Linked DNA regions of Homo sapiens: region 2 is linked to region 1. The links are chromatin contacts, found by Hi-C or POLR2A ChIA-PET in ENCODE. All regions are on one chromosome and are shown on one strand. Each heading gives the region's core, a stretch centred on a gene start or an enhancer-like site at or near the end of the contact. The rest is flanking DNA. Distances are from core to core; before and after follow the strand shown. Region 1 overlaps WHRN (whirlin). Region 2 holds the start of TEX53 (testis expressed 53).

Region 1 (5,794 bases), core at 1,652-4,151:
AGATGTTAATTGTTATCCAGTTATCAGGTAGTACTCCTATTAAGAGCATGGTACTTCTTAACAGGTCTGACTTTATTACAGTTTGCTATTTCCTCCTCCCTCTTCCTCACTAGACTGTCAGCAATTTGAAAGCAAGACCCCATGTGTTGTCCATGGACCAACTGTGCTGTGGTTTGAATGTGTGTCCTCCACTAAAACTCATGCAGTATTAAGAGATGGGACCCTTAAAAGGTGATTAGGCCACAAGGACTCCACCTTTCCAACTTTGTCTCTCTCTGTCACTCACTTTCTCTCTCACACACTTTCTCTCTCTCTCTTTCTCTCTGTCTCTCTCTCTCCCCCAGCCTTCAGAACTGTGAGCTAATAAATTTATATGCATTTTAAACTGCCCAATCTCAGGCACTCTCTTATAGCTGCTAAAATGACAAAGATGAGTACTATCAGCAAAACCTAGGAGCCTGTGAGAAACGCAAACTCTCAGGCTCCATCCCAAATCTACTGAGGCAGAGTGTACTTTTCCAAAAATGGCCACAGCAATATTTCGAGTTTCATGTGCCCCCTAGGGCCCTGTCATGCCATCACAGAGTAGGTCAAATTGTGTTCCCCCAAAAATATGTCCAAGTTCTAGCCCCCAGTACCTGTGAATGTGACCTAATTTGGAAATGGGGTCTTTGCAGGTGTCATTAAGTTAAGGATCTCAAAAAGAGATCATCTTGGATTTAGGGAGGATTCTAAATTCAGTGACTTCTGCCCGTATAAGAGAACGGACAGGGAGATTTGAGCCACAAAGAAACATGCAGGGAAGAACACACGAAGACAGGGGCAGAGACTAGAGTGACACTGCCACGAGCCGAAGACCACCAGGAACCAGCAAAAACTGGAAGAGCGGTTGGAGGGATGAGTGTGATCCTGCTGTCACCTTGATTTTGGACTTCTGGCCCCCATAACTGAATACATTTCTGTTGTTTTAAGCCACCCAGTGTGTGGTCATTTGGTATAGCAGCCCTAGGACACTCACATAGAAAGAAGGGCCTAGTCCCCTCTCCCCCTTGAAACTGCCTGGACTTGTGACAGCTTTAAACAAGAAAGCCCAGCTGAGGGATACTCTGTGCCTTCTGAAACTGGGCCATCAAAAGAATACAGCCTCCACTCACCTCTCTCCCAGCACCTATCCCCTGGAAAGCCCCCCTAAGCCACCATTCTTAGAGGCAGCCCAAACTAGCACTGTGGAAAGATGACAGGGAGAGGTCCATGCAGGAAGCACTAGGGCCTCCAGCCCATAGCCAACATCAACTTCCAGGCACAGGAGGAAACAGGCTTCCAGATGATTCCAGCACCCAGATGTTGAGTGTTCCAGCTGCGGCTGCAGACATCATGGAGCAGAGACACATCACCCCTGCTGTGCCTTGTCACTTCCTCACCCACAGTACCTGGGAGCATAACTTGTGGTTACTATACATCCCTAAGTCCTGTGGTGGTTATGCGGCCACAAGAACCACATTTGCTGAATCATAACTGGCACTGGAAAAGGTCCCTTGGGAATCTGTATGCATGGTCAAGTGCCCAAAGCACTGCCCCATATAGTTACCTACCTCTCCCAAAGCCCTTCATGTTTCTATCCCACAGCAGAGGCTGAAGAAATGCTCACTGGTAATCATTTCCCTTATGAAAGAGGGGACCGTGCTGACCTCAGATTCAGTAAACCATATGTACCCACAAGCAGGCATTTAATTTGGCATGACCACATGTAAAGCCAGAAGGGCAACCAATGACATTTCCGGGGCCAGTCAGCTCTTCATGCCCCTACCCTATTCCAGGACCTTTGTTCAGCCACTTGGGAATGAGATGAGAAGGAAAGCCCACAGACATCCCCAGCTAGTAGCCTCTCTCTGGTGGACAGAATGGTTCACAGGGACCCTGAGCACACGAACAAATGATCTCACCTTTTCCTGTGGCCAAGCTGCAAGTGAGCTCTGCTCTAATGGGCGTGCCCAGAGAAATTAAGTCTTTTTGGCAGCAGCCTGCCTTGGCGCAATTACCACCCTACCAAGGGCCGCTGTAAAGACCAGGCCAGAGGACTAAGCATCTCGAATTTCTGCAATTGATTAAACACTCATTCAGAGAGGCCATTTCAAAAATCCAACTAAGAGAGTATCATAAGGAAGGACTGAGAAGGTGGCACAGCTGGGGGCGGGTGGGGAGCAGAGGCTACAGCAATCACTCAGCCTGTGGCAGGTTCTTGGGAAATAAATCACCTTCCGGCTCCTTGGGAAAGACGTTCATCATCAATGTCAATTCATCAGCTATCTGAGCATCGCAGATGTAACTGCAGATCAGTCTTGCCACAAGCCAATCGCTTAGACAATTACAGCTACCATTTCTTTTTGGTTGCTTATCATGTGCCAGGCACTGGGCTAGGGATTTTATATGCATTAGCTCATGTTGTCTTGACAATATAGTACCTAGGATATAGGTGGTACTATTATTATCATTATTATCAAAAACTGGAATCTACAGGAGCTTGGGAAGCACTGCTCCTCTATAGTCTCTACGAAGGAAGCAAGAGCCAACTCTGAGGCTTAGGACTTGTGGACCCGCCCAGGAGTGAGAGGTGGCTACTGCACCTCAGGGATAGGCACTCCCGAGGGCATGGCTCATTAGAAAAAACCCACTCCAGCAAAAGGGGCTGGTGGGGAGGCAAAGCCCAGTTATCTGAGCTGGACCTCAGCAAGGACAAGGAAATTGTCATCCTACCTTCTGCTGAAAAAGCCTGGGGATTTTTGAAGCCCCAAAGCAACCAGGTGCTGGAGAGGTTGCTGCTCTGCCACAAGTCCTCGAAAGCAGGGGCAGTGTGGGGCCAGGGCTGGAGTGCCAAAGAGGGACAGGCAGGATTAGCCTCGAGTTTATTCCATCCCAGAGGGACAATACAAGACTGTCCCCTAGCCTGGGAGGAAGGCCCCACTGTGAAACTGCCCTGGCTGGGTGTTAGAGGACAGAGCCAAGCCTGCAACCTTGGCCAGCCCCTTCCTGGTAAGTGGCCATGGGCAAATCACTTCCACCTTCTGAGCCTCAAGCAAGACTCATGCGGTTACCTTACAAGGTTATACTGAAAATCAGGAATAATTTTTAAAGCTAATTAAAAAAATACTTTTATCTGCATCAAGTGCTTGCTAGAGATTCTCTGGCTACATCTTCACCATGTCCCAAGAGGTATTATTACCCCAGCTTTACAAATGAGGAAACCGAGTCTCAGGGTGATAAAGTGACAAGACAGGTTTTACACACCATGCAACACCACCAGGGAATGTCATCACCGCCCCGGCACACAGTAGGTGTCAGAAGTAGCTGCTATTGTTATTATTATTAGTTTCCCCCCCCGCAAAAAAATACTTTCTGCTGAGATACAGCTTTAGTCATACATTCTCAATTAAATAATTTTAAAAGTTGAGCTAGGCCCATGCTCTCATGTGGGAATGACAGACATTGAATCATCTGGGCCACGGGTCCCCCTTTTCTGCCCCATGGCAGACACAGCGCTAAGTGACTCTTAGCATTAGCTAACTATCCCTTCTTGCAGAGCCCGGCTGCAACCACACAGGTACAAACATGTGTACAGGCGCACTAATGAAATGGCATTGGCATGCAAGAGATCGGTGACTTGCTGCCCTTGGGAATGGAAAAAGCACTGGATTTGGGGTCAGAAAAACGTGGGCAAAGCCCATCCAAGGTAAAATAGAAAGTCCTTTGCCAGTCTGAGGCACTGTGACTTTGTGCTCAGCTGTCCCTGTTGGCATCAGCACAGAGGTAAGGCATGTGGCCTTAGGGAGGCCTGCCTTTGAATCACAGCTTCTCTGCCAACTAAAAATATGTTTTGGGGCAAGCTGCTTAATCTCATTGAGTCTCGGGTTCTTTATCAGTGAAATAGGCATGATGAAACTCAGGAGATCCTCCTGGGGCTGCCAAGAGGACGGAGCAAGATGATTTCAAGGAATCACCTGGACAGGGCTGGGCCTGCAGCAAATCATCAATAAATAGTTGCTTTTATGGCATTGTTATTATGGAGACATCAGAAATATCACTGTGGGGGTGTGTGCGCATGAACGCACACACCACACACACAGGAAAACCCCAAGTGAAGACCATTCGCTCCTCCCTAATTTTCACAAAGCAGTAAATTCAAGCTGCCTACAGGGGAAGGCCCTGCCCTGTGTCCCTCCCCCAGTCTGCCTGAGAACCACTTCACAAAGAGAGGACCCATCTAAGTTCTGTAAGAACCTCTGGGGTTCACCAGAGAAGGTATGAGGAGAGGGAAGAGATGAGAATGGGACTTCTGTGACTAAGTGCTAGACCCACCTGGGTTTGAATCCCAGCTCTTCTTCCTATTAACTGTGTGACCTTGGGCAAGTTACTTAACCTCTCTGGGCTTCAGCTGCCCATCTGTAAAATAGGGATAATACCAGAGCCTCCTTGCAGGGATGCTGGGAGCATTAAATGATTCACTGTAGGCACAGTACTCACTAAGCACCATGGTGGGACAGAGGGCGGACTCCCAAAATGCTGGCAATTGCTGTTGTTATTCCTGCATGTTAGAAATAACTAGAAGACTGCTCACCCTAATGACTTATTTCTGTTACTACTATTTCCTCAGCAACATAGGAAAGGTAAAGAATAAAAATTAAAATTAAAAAATGTATCATTACTGTTTCCTGTTATCACCACTACCCTCATGCTGCTGTATCTTCTGCCATTTTCACCATGCTTTTACTTAAACACATCCTGAATGGCCAGAAGAATCCTCCGGGTTCCAAATCTAAAAAGCAGAGTGTGCAGAAACATCGGGCAGGTGTCACCAACATGCTGACGGCAGAGAACCGGGCAGAAGTGGGGAGAGCTGGCTGGCCGGCTGCCAAGGGGCGTCAGCCTGAGTTTCCATCACGCAAATTCAGGGTTATAGGGCTAACAAGGACAGCACCTGGCACACAGTAAGTATCCGGGAAATTGTTCTTGTCTTGAAGAAGTGACTGTGGAGAAGGCAGGCCCTGAGCCAGGTGTCTTTGACTCCAAAGCTCCTATCTTGAGCACTATCTCCTTTGCATCCTGGCCTGAACACAGCACAGAGCAGGCATTTTTGTTTGAGAAGTGTGAGTGGTTTTCCCACTCACCTAGGTTGTGCATTGAGCAATCAGACCCTGTCTCTCAGAGATGCTTGCCTTTGGGCTAAAAGAGGCTGGGTAGCAGCCTGGCCCACAGTGAGGTTTGCTCATCACAGGTGCTCTCTGGACATTAGGTGCCATCTTCAGCTCCTCCCTGATGGAGGGCAGATGGCGGGAATCAGTCTACACTCACAGATCTCAGCTGCCAACCCTCCATTTCACACATGGGGATGCTGAGGGCCAGAAGGAAGGAAAGGACTGGCTGAGAGAAGGGCCCAGAGCTCTGGGCCCCCAGCATAGAGCCCCGTTGCCATCAGGCAGTTTGGCTTTGTCTGCTGATTCCATCCTGATGCTTCTGCTGGGAGGCGAGAGCAAGCCTGACAGACTCTCCACACCTGCTTCCTGTTTCTTCATGGAGGAAGGGGTGTGGTTACTGTGTTTGTTTTGCATTGCTATAAAGGAATACCTGAGGCTGGGTAATTTATAAAGAAAAGAGGTTTATCTTGGCTCATGGTCCTGCAGGCTGTACAAACAGCGTGGTGCTGGCATCTGCTTCTGGTGAGGCCTCAGGAAGCTTTTACTCATGGCAGATGGTGAAAAGGGAGCAGGTGTGTCACAAGGTGAGAGAAGGAGTAAGAGAG
Region 2 (5,794 bases), core at 1,511-4,010, 210 kb after region 1:
AAAAAAAGTGTTGTCTTCCAACTCGCCTTGTTTGTTATGGTCTGAATGTTAATGTTCCCCCAAATTCATGTGTTGAAATCTTAACTCCCAAGGTGATGGTATAAGAATTGTGGTCTTTGGGAGGTTTAGGAGGATTAGGTCATGAGAGCAGAGCCCTCACGATTGAGATTAGTGCCCTTATGAAAGAGCCTGAGAGAGACCCCTTGCCCCTTCTGCTATGTGAGAACACAGCAAGAAGCGCCCTCTATGAGGAACAGGCCCTCACCAGACACTGATGCTGCTGGAGTTTTGATCTTGGACTTCCCAGCCTCCAAAACTGTGAGAAATAAACTTCTGTTGTTTGTAAGTCACCCGGTTATGGTATCTTATTTTAGTAGTCTGAACAGACTAAGGCACTGTTCATAGTACAAAAGTTGGAAATCAGGCTGTGTCACTTTGTTGCTTAAAACTCACCTGTGGCTTCCCATTATTTTCAAGATAGAGTTCAGCTCCTTTTCCCTGGATACAAAGCTCTTGATGCTCTGCCCACTTCACCTCCCACCAAACCCTGGCTCAGGTTTTCACTTGAGTCATTCTAGACTTGGTACTTTGCTACCCTCATGCCCTCCCAGGTCGTGCCCCTATTTTCCAACTTTGCTGATTGTATTCCCTCCTTCTGGAATATCATCCCTTCTCCTTTTAGCTAACTTCCCTTCAAGCACCATCGCCTCCAGGAAGCCTTCCATTAATCCCCGAGTCAGTTGCAAAATGCTCCTTTGTCATTTTGCTTTCCAAGTTTTTGCCCTATTATGTCAGAGTGATACACTTCCATGCCTGGCTCCCTGGCTAATGTGGAAACCATGTGGGGTCTTCTGCATATTACTCACAGTTGCATACTCCGTGTTTCAGCACAAGCGGTGCTGCGTATCAGCACTGGCTACGCATTGCATAACTCTAGGGCTGCTGTTTGTAGAGTTTTTCACAACATGCCCTGCTGTTCCCTATGGCCCTGAGCGTCAAATGGAGTCGCACAGTAGGCAAGCAGAATTGTGCCCTGAAGCTCTGGACGTTTATGACAGTGGCCTGTTATACAAACTGGCCTCTCCTAATATAGCACTTCCCTGTTAGGTTGGTTAGGAGTGACTGAAACAAATGTGTTAATGCGTTAAAATGACAAAACCACATTTCTTTCCAAGAGGTGCCAGGGTCTAATTGCTCCATGTTTTTGGGAATCTCAGAGGTAGGGCTGGCAAAGGGGGAAGGAGGAGAGACACTTCCTCTGATGTGACCAAGGACTTTAATTGGAGGCGGCTCCCCCCCACGGTGGCTTTTTCAGAAGCTGGAGTGACTCTTGGTGGTGGCACAGGGATGGCTCAGACGTCTTCTCCTCCTGCAGGGGAGTTTCTGAATCAGTCTTCATGACTCTTGTCCACTGCCCTCTTCCTCATGGAAGCCCAGCAGCTGTGCAGCCGCAGGGACCACGTGGGTGCCGCCGGCTAGAATGCTCATGGCCTCCTAAGGATGCACGCCTTGAGCATCATGCGGTTGTCATAGGGGAGGCGTGGATGTCTTTTTGGTACAGCACTGTGGAGAGAATTTGTGTTCAGATCTGAAAGAACAGAGGAATAAACTTATCCTGGGTAAAGGCTTTGAGTGATGCGCGTATAACCTATCTTGGCCATACTCCACTCAGAGACTCCTCAAATCATTAATCTCTTTAAAAATAAAAGTTTGCTTGTATGAGCTAAGAATGATCTCGAGCTGGGTGAAGCAATGGAGATTTTAGAGTTTACTCATTACCTCAGCGTGGCCCAGCTGATCCTTATACACATCCACAGATATCATTTGTTGAATGTCTTTTTTTTTGTTTTGAGGTGGAGTCTCGCTCTGTCGCTCAGGCTGGAGTGCAGTGGCGCGATCTCGGCTCACTGCAAGCTCCGCCTCCTCGGTTCACTCCATTCTCCTGCCTCAGCCTCCTGAGTAGCTGGGACTACAGGCGCCCACCACCATGCCCCGCTAATTTTTTGTATTTTTAGTAGAGACGGGGTTTCACCGTGTTAGCCAGGATGGTCTCGATCTCCTGACCTCGTGATCTGCCCGCCTCAGTCTCCCAAAGTGCTGGGATTACAGGCGTGAGCCACCGTGCCCGGCCTTGTTGAATGTCTTCTTTGTGTGGGGCCATATGCATTCACTTACACACGGTGCCTGCCTTCATCCTCCTAACAGCCTGCACAGTGGGCAATATATTATCGTTATCCTCATTTTGGAGAGAAGGATGCTGAGGCTTAGAGAGGGAGGGTCGGCGACATGCCCAAACTCAGTAAGCAGCAGAGGCAGAGTTTAAACTACCATCTAATAAAGTACCACAAACTCAGTGAGAAATTAAATAAATCAACAAATGGCCATGGAGGACTAAAGCCAGTGATTTCAACGAATATCTACCACCTAATAACTAATCTCTAATAACTGATAGAGTCTTTAGACTGTGTTGTTCCAGGCTTGAGTAACTACGCCCTTTCCACACTCCCAGAAGGCTGAAAGAAGTCTGACTATGTCCCAGCAGGAGGTGGCCGGGGAGGCCGAGGCGCAGAGAATCATTCAGGTGTTCCTGACACTATCACACACCCACGTCTGGAACCTACTGAAGGACCGTGGATGATGCTGTTCGAACATTCTTGGATTGTGGAAGCCAACAGTGGTGGAAGACCCCTCGCTGGTCTTGCGGCAACAACAGAAGATCTTGGACCCCATGTTTTGGTGCGCGGTGGGAGGAGGAAAGGGCACTGGGGCTCCTGGCTCTGCAGCTCCAATCCCAGAAACCCATTGTTATTTAAGCGCTGGGTCATAGTGGGCCCTTCCCCTCTCTCTGACCTGCTGTAGCTCCCTGTGGCCAGCAGTTCCAGGCCCACCTGCCTGGGCCCACCACTCTGAGGGTCAGTCTTTCCTCAACTGTGCACATTTCTCCTACCTGTGGAAAGGACATGGAGCCTCCACTCTGCCAGTCTTTCCCTGTAGCGTTGCCTTCTTGAACCACAGATGTTGGAGGTCCAGCACAGTTCTCTGGGCAGGGTTGTTTTCTAGATGAACTTAAGACTGTAGCTGGAAAACGTGAATCTCTGCTTTGCCAGGTCCTATGGCAGCAGAACCCCAGGAGATGCGGCAGCCCACACAGACAAGCTTGTGTTTAAGGGTCAGATTTGCCTTCTCTCTAGGTGTATGTGTGCTCTTGGGTTGGTTCTGTAATCTCTTTGTGCCTCACTTTATTTTATTTTATTTATTTATTTTTTGAGACAGGGTCTTGCTTTGTAGCCCAGGCAGGAGTGAAGTGGCAAAATCATAGCTCACTGCAGCCTCGAACTCCTAGGCTCAAGTGATCCTCTTGCCTCAGCTTCCTGAGTAGCTGGGACTACAGGTGTGTGACACCGTATCTGGCTAATTTTTTTTTTTTTAAACTTTTTGTAGAGACCGGATCTTGCTATTCTGCCCAGGCTGGTCTTAAACTCTTCGCCTCAAGAGATCCTTCTGCCTCAGCCTCCCAAAGTGCTGGAATTACAGGCATGAGTCACTTTGCCCAGCCACTGGCCTCCCTTTCTTATCTGGAAAATGGGAACAGTAATACCACCTTGGAGTAATGAGTGTTTAATTGTCTGTAAACTGGCCGCTCTGATGGGAGGTACCCCAAAGTACTTTCTGTGCTCATTGTCTTCCCATATGGTTTGTTGGCTCCATTATTCCAGCTGGGCCCAGGTCCCACAGGAGCATGATGATGAAGCCCAGCTTTGCTGGTCCCAGTCCTGGCACTGCCACTAACTTGCTGTGTGGCTTTGGGCTAGCCCATACTGAGGCCCCCCGCATCTGCAACAGGAAGTCAGTGGGCTGCGTCATCTATCTTTCCAAGGATTCTCCCAGCTCTGATGACCGAAGGTTGTAAGTCTATGTTATTCCCAACCTCCTTTCTCTTTTCCAGGCTCTGGCCATCTGCTGTTGCTCCCCTTTCTCTGTGGCCAAAGCCCCACTCTGGAAATTTCCATCATCGGTGGTCGTGTGTCGATCACAGCACACTGGGTTCACTCCATGGCCTCATCCTTGGGTAGTGAGTTCCCACCCGTCCAGTGCTCCTCTCCAGCCTCAGTCACCAGCATCTCCTACTTGGATTATTGCAACGGCTCCTAAGCATCAGCATTAAGCACCAACACAGATGAATCCTCCTCCTACAGACATTAGATCATGTCACACCTCTGCCCAGACCTCCCAGTGGCTTCCAGTATCATGTTGAATAAAAGAAAAGTCTTTCCCTGGGCCTGTCTTGAAAAAACTCATAATCTAACCATTTATCCACTTGTCCCTCACTGTCTCCTGCTACTTTACCCTTCACCCCTTTCCCGCCACACCAAACACACCACTGTTTGCATTTCTGCTGGAACGCTCTTCCCCTAGAAATCCACAAGACTCATTCTCTCACTTGTTTCAAGCCTTTGCTTAAAGAACACTTCATCTTTTTTTTTTTTTTTTTGAATGGAGTATCACTCTATTGCCCAGGCTGGAGGGCAGTGGGGCGATCTCAGCTCACTAACCTCTGCCTTTGGGGTTCAGGCGATTCTTATTCCTTAGCCTCCTGAGTAGCTGGGATTACAGGTGCGCACCACCATGCCCGGCTAATTTTTGTGTTTTTAGTAGAGACGGGGTTTCACCATGTTGGCCAGGCTGGTCTCAAACTCCTGACCTCAGGAAATCTGCCTGCCTCGGCCTCCCAAGTTGCAAGGATTACAGGCGTGAGCCACCATGCCTGGCCATGAACACTTTTTCTAGTGAGGCCTTCTCTGGCCTATTTACTCTATTTAATTCTCTCTGTTTATTCCCTCTGTTTAAGCCTCCTCCCTGCTCCCAGCACTCTCTATTTCCCTTCCCCACCTCATGCTTCTCTGCAGCCCTTGTCATGTTCAGAAGTAGCCTAGAATTTATTTATGAGCACGTACTCACTTTCCCATTAGTAAACCCAGGAAGGCAGGGAGTCTCCTGTGTTCACTGCTGGGTCCCCAGTGCAGGGTGTAGGACAGGTGGTTAACAGCATTTATGGCATGGTTGGATGAACCTGTATGTATCTCACTTTGGTCTAGGGTCCAAGCAGGTGCTGTCACCGGGGAGCAGCAAGGAATGTCACAACAAGTAAGACACCACCTGCCTCATCCACCTGCCAAGCTGATGGATGGCTTTATGGATGACTTATAGGGTTGCTTTTGGCTGCCTTCTGATGGGACCACCTCTCTTCTCCACCCTCTCCATCCCAAACTTGCTTTTCCTCCTCTCATGTTTCCTATTTTGGGGACAGGTACCACTATTCATTTTGTGTCTGCAGCTAGAAATGGGGCACCCCTTACCTCCCCTCCGCTCACATTCATCAAGGCCTTTTGAATCTATCCCATAAATATCTCCATTGTCAGCCACCCTCCGTTGCCATTGCCCTCACCACTAGCGCCTCCTGCCTTTGGATCCTGACCACTGCTTTCCCACTAGCCTCTCTGGTGGCTCATCTGCAACCAGAAGATCTGCCCCTGGTGCAAATCCTGTTAGGTCACTCCTCCTCTGCCTTAACCCCTCAGTGGCTCCCCTGTTCTGCTGCTCGAACTTGTCTGAGGATCTGCCCCTGTCGACTTTGCCAGCTCCGTTCATTCCAACTCAGTCACTACTCTTCGGCCATAGGAGCTGCTGGCTGTGCTCCAGACTTTTTCTTACTGTTCCATCCCTGTGCCTCTGCACAAGCTGAAACCTGCCCCTCCATGTCCTCTCCTCATCACACTTGAAGACAGCTCAGGTG

The links. A loop is a pair of places that touch in the nucleus more often than their neighbours do. ChIA-PET counts read pairs that join two places held with the same protein, here RNA polymerase II (POLR2A). Pooled maps may share reads with other maps.
Region 2: a loop to region 1 is called in a map of ectodermal cell, with 2.6 times the contacts of the local background. The contact joins the promoter of TEX53 here to the enhancer-like site in region 1. A Hi-C loop is called at or near these places in 55 of 168 maps with a recorded cell type or tissue (A673, B cell, CD14-positive monocyte and 35 more), 33 of 37 single-sample maps with no recorded cell type and 35 of 50 pooled maps. POLR2A ChIA-PET finds 5 or more read pairs at or near these places in 6 of 52 experiments (CD4-positive, alpha-beta T cell, MCF 10A, PC-9 and 3 more).

The regions. Positions count from the first base shown.
Region 1 is chr9:114,447,457-114,453,250 of GRCh38, forward strand. The region is part of intron 3 of WHRN (whirlin); the gene reads right to left. Among named protein-coding and RNA genes, the nearest start is that of WHRN, 55 kb to the right of the region's middle. Within about 2 kb of position 2,902, at least 4 of the 41 ENCODE cell types and tissues checked have a DNase peak (open chromatin) inside an H3K27ac peak, as active enhancers do; they include B cell, adrenal gland, spleen and 1 more, where a contact is called at or near this core.
Region 2 is chr9:114,655,045-114,660,838 of GRCh38, forward strand. It overlaps TEX53 (testis expressed 53), which reads right to left and starts at 2,761. Exons shown (of 2, transcript NM_001354645.2): 1 at 2,622-2,761; 2 at 1,260-1,588. The coding sequence starts at 2,730. The coding sequence ends at 1,485. LOC107987121 (a long non-coding RNA gene) reads left to right here and starts at 2,872. Exons shown (of 2, transcript XR_007061744.1): 1 at 2,872-3,024; 2 at 3,947-5,794.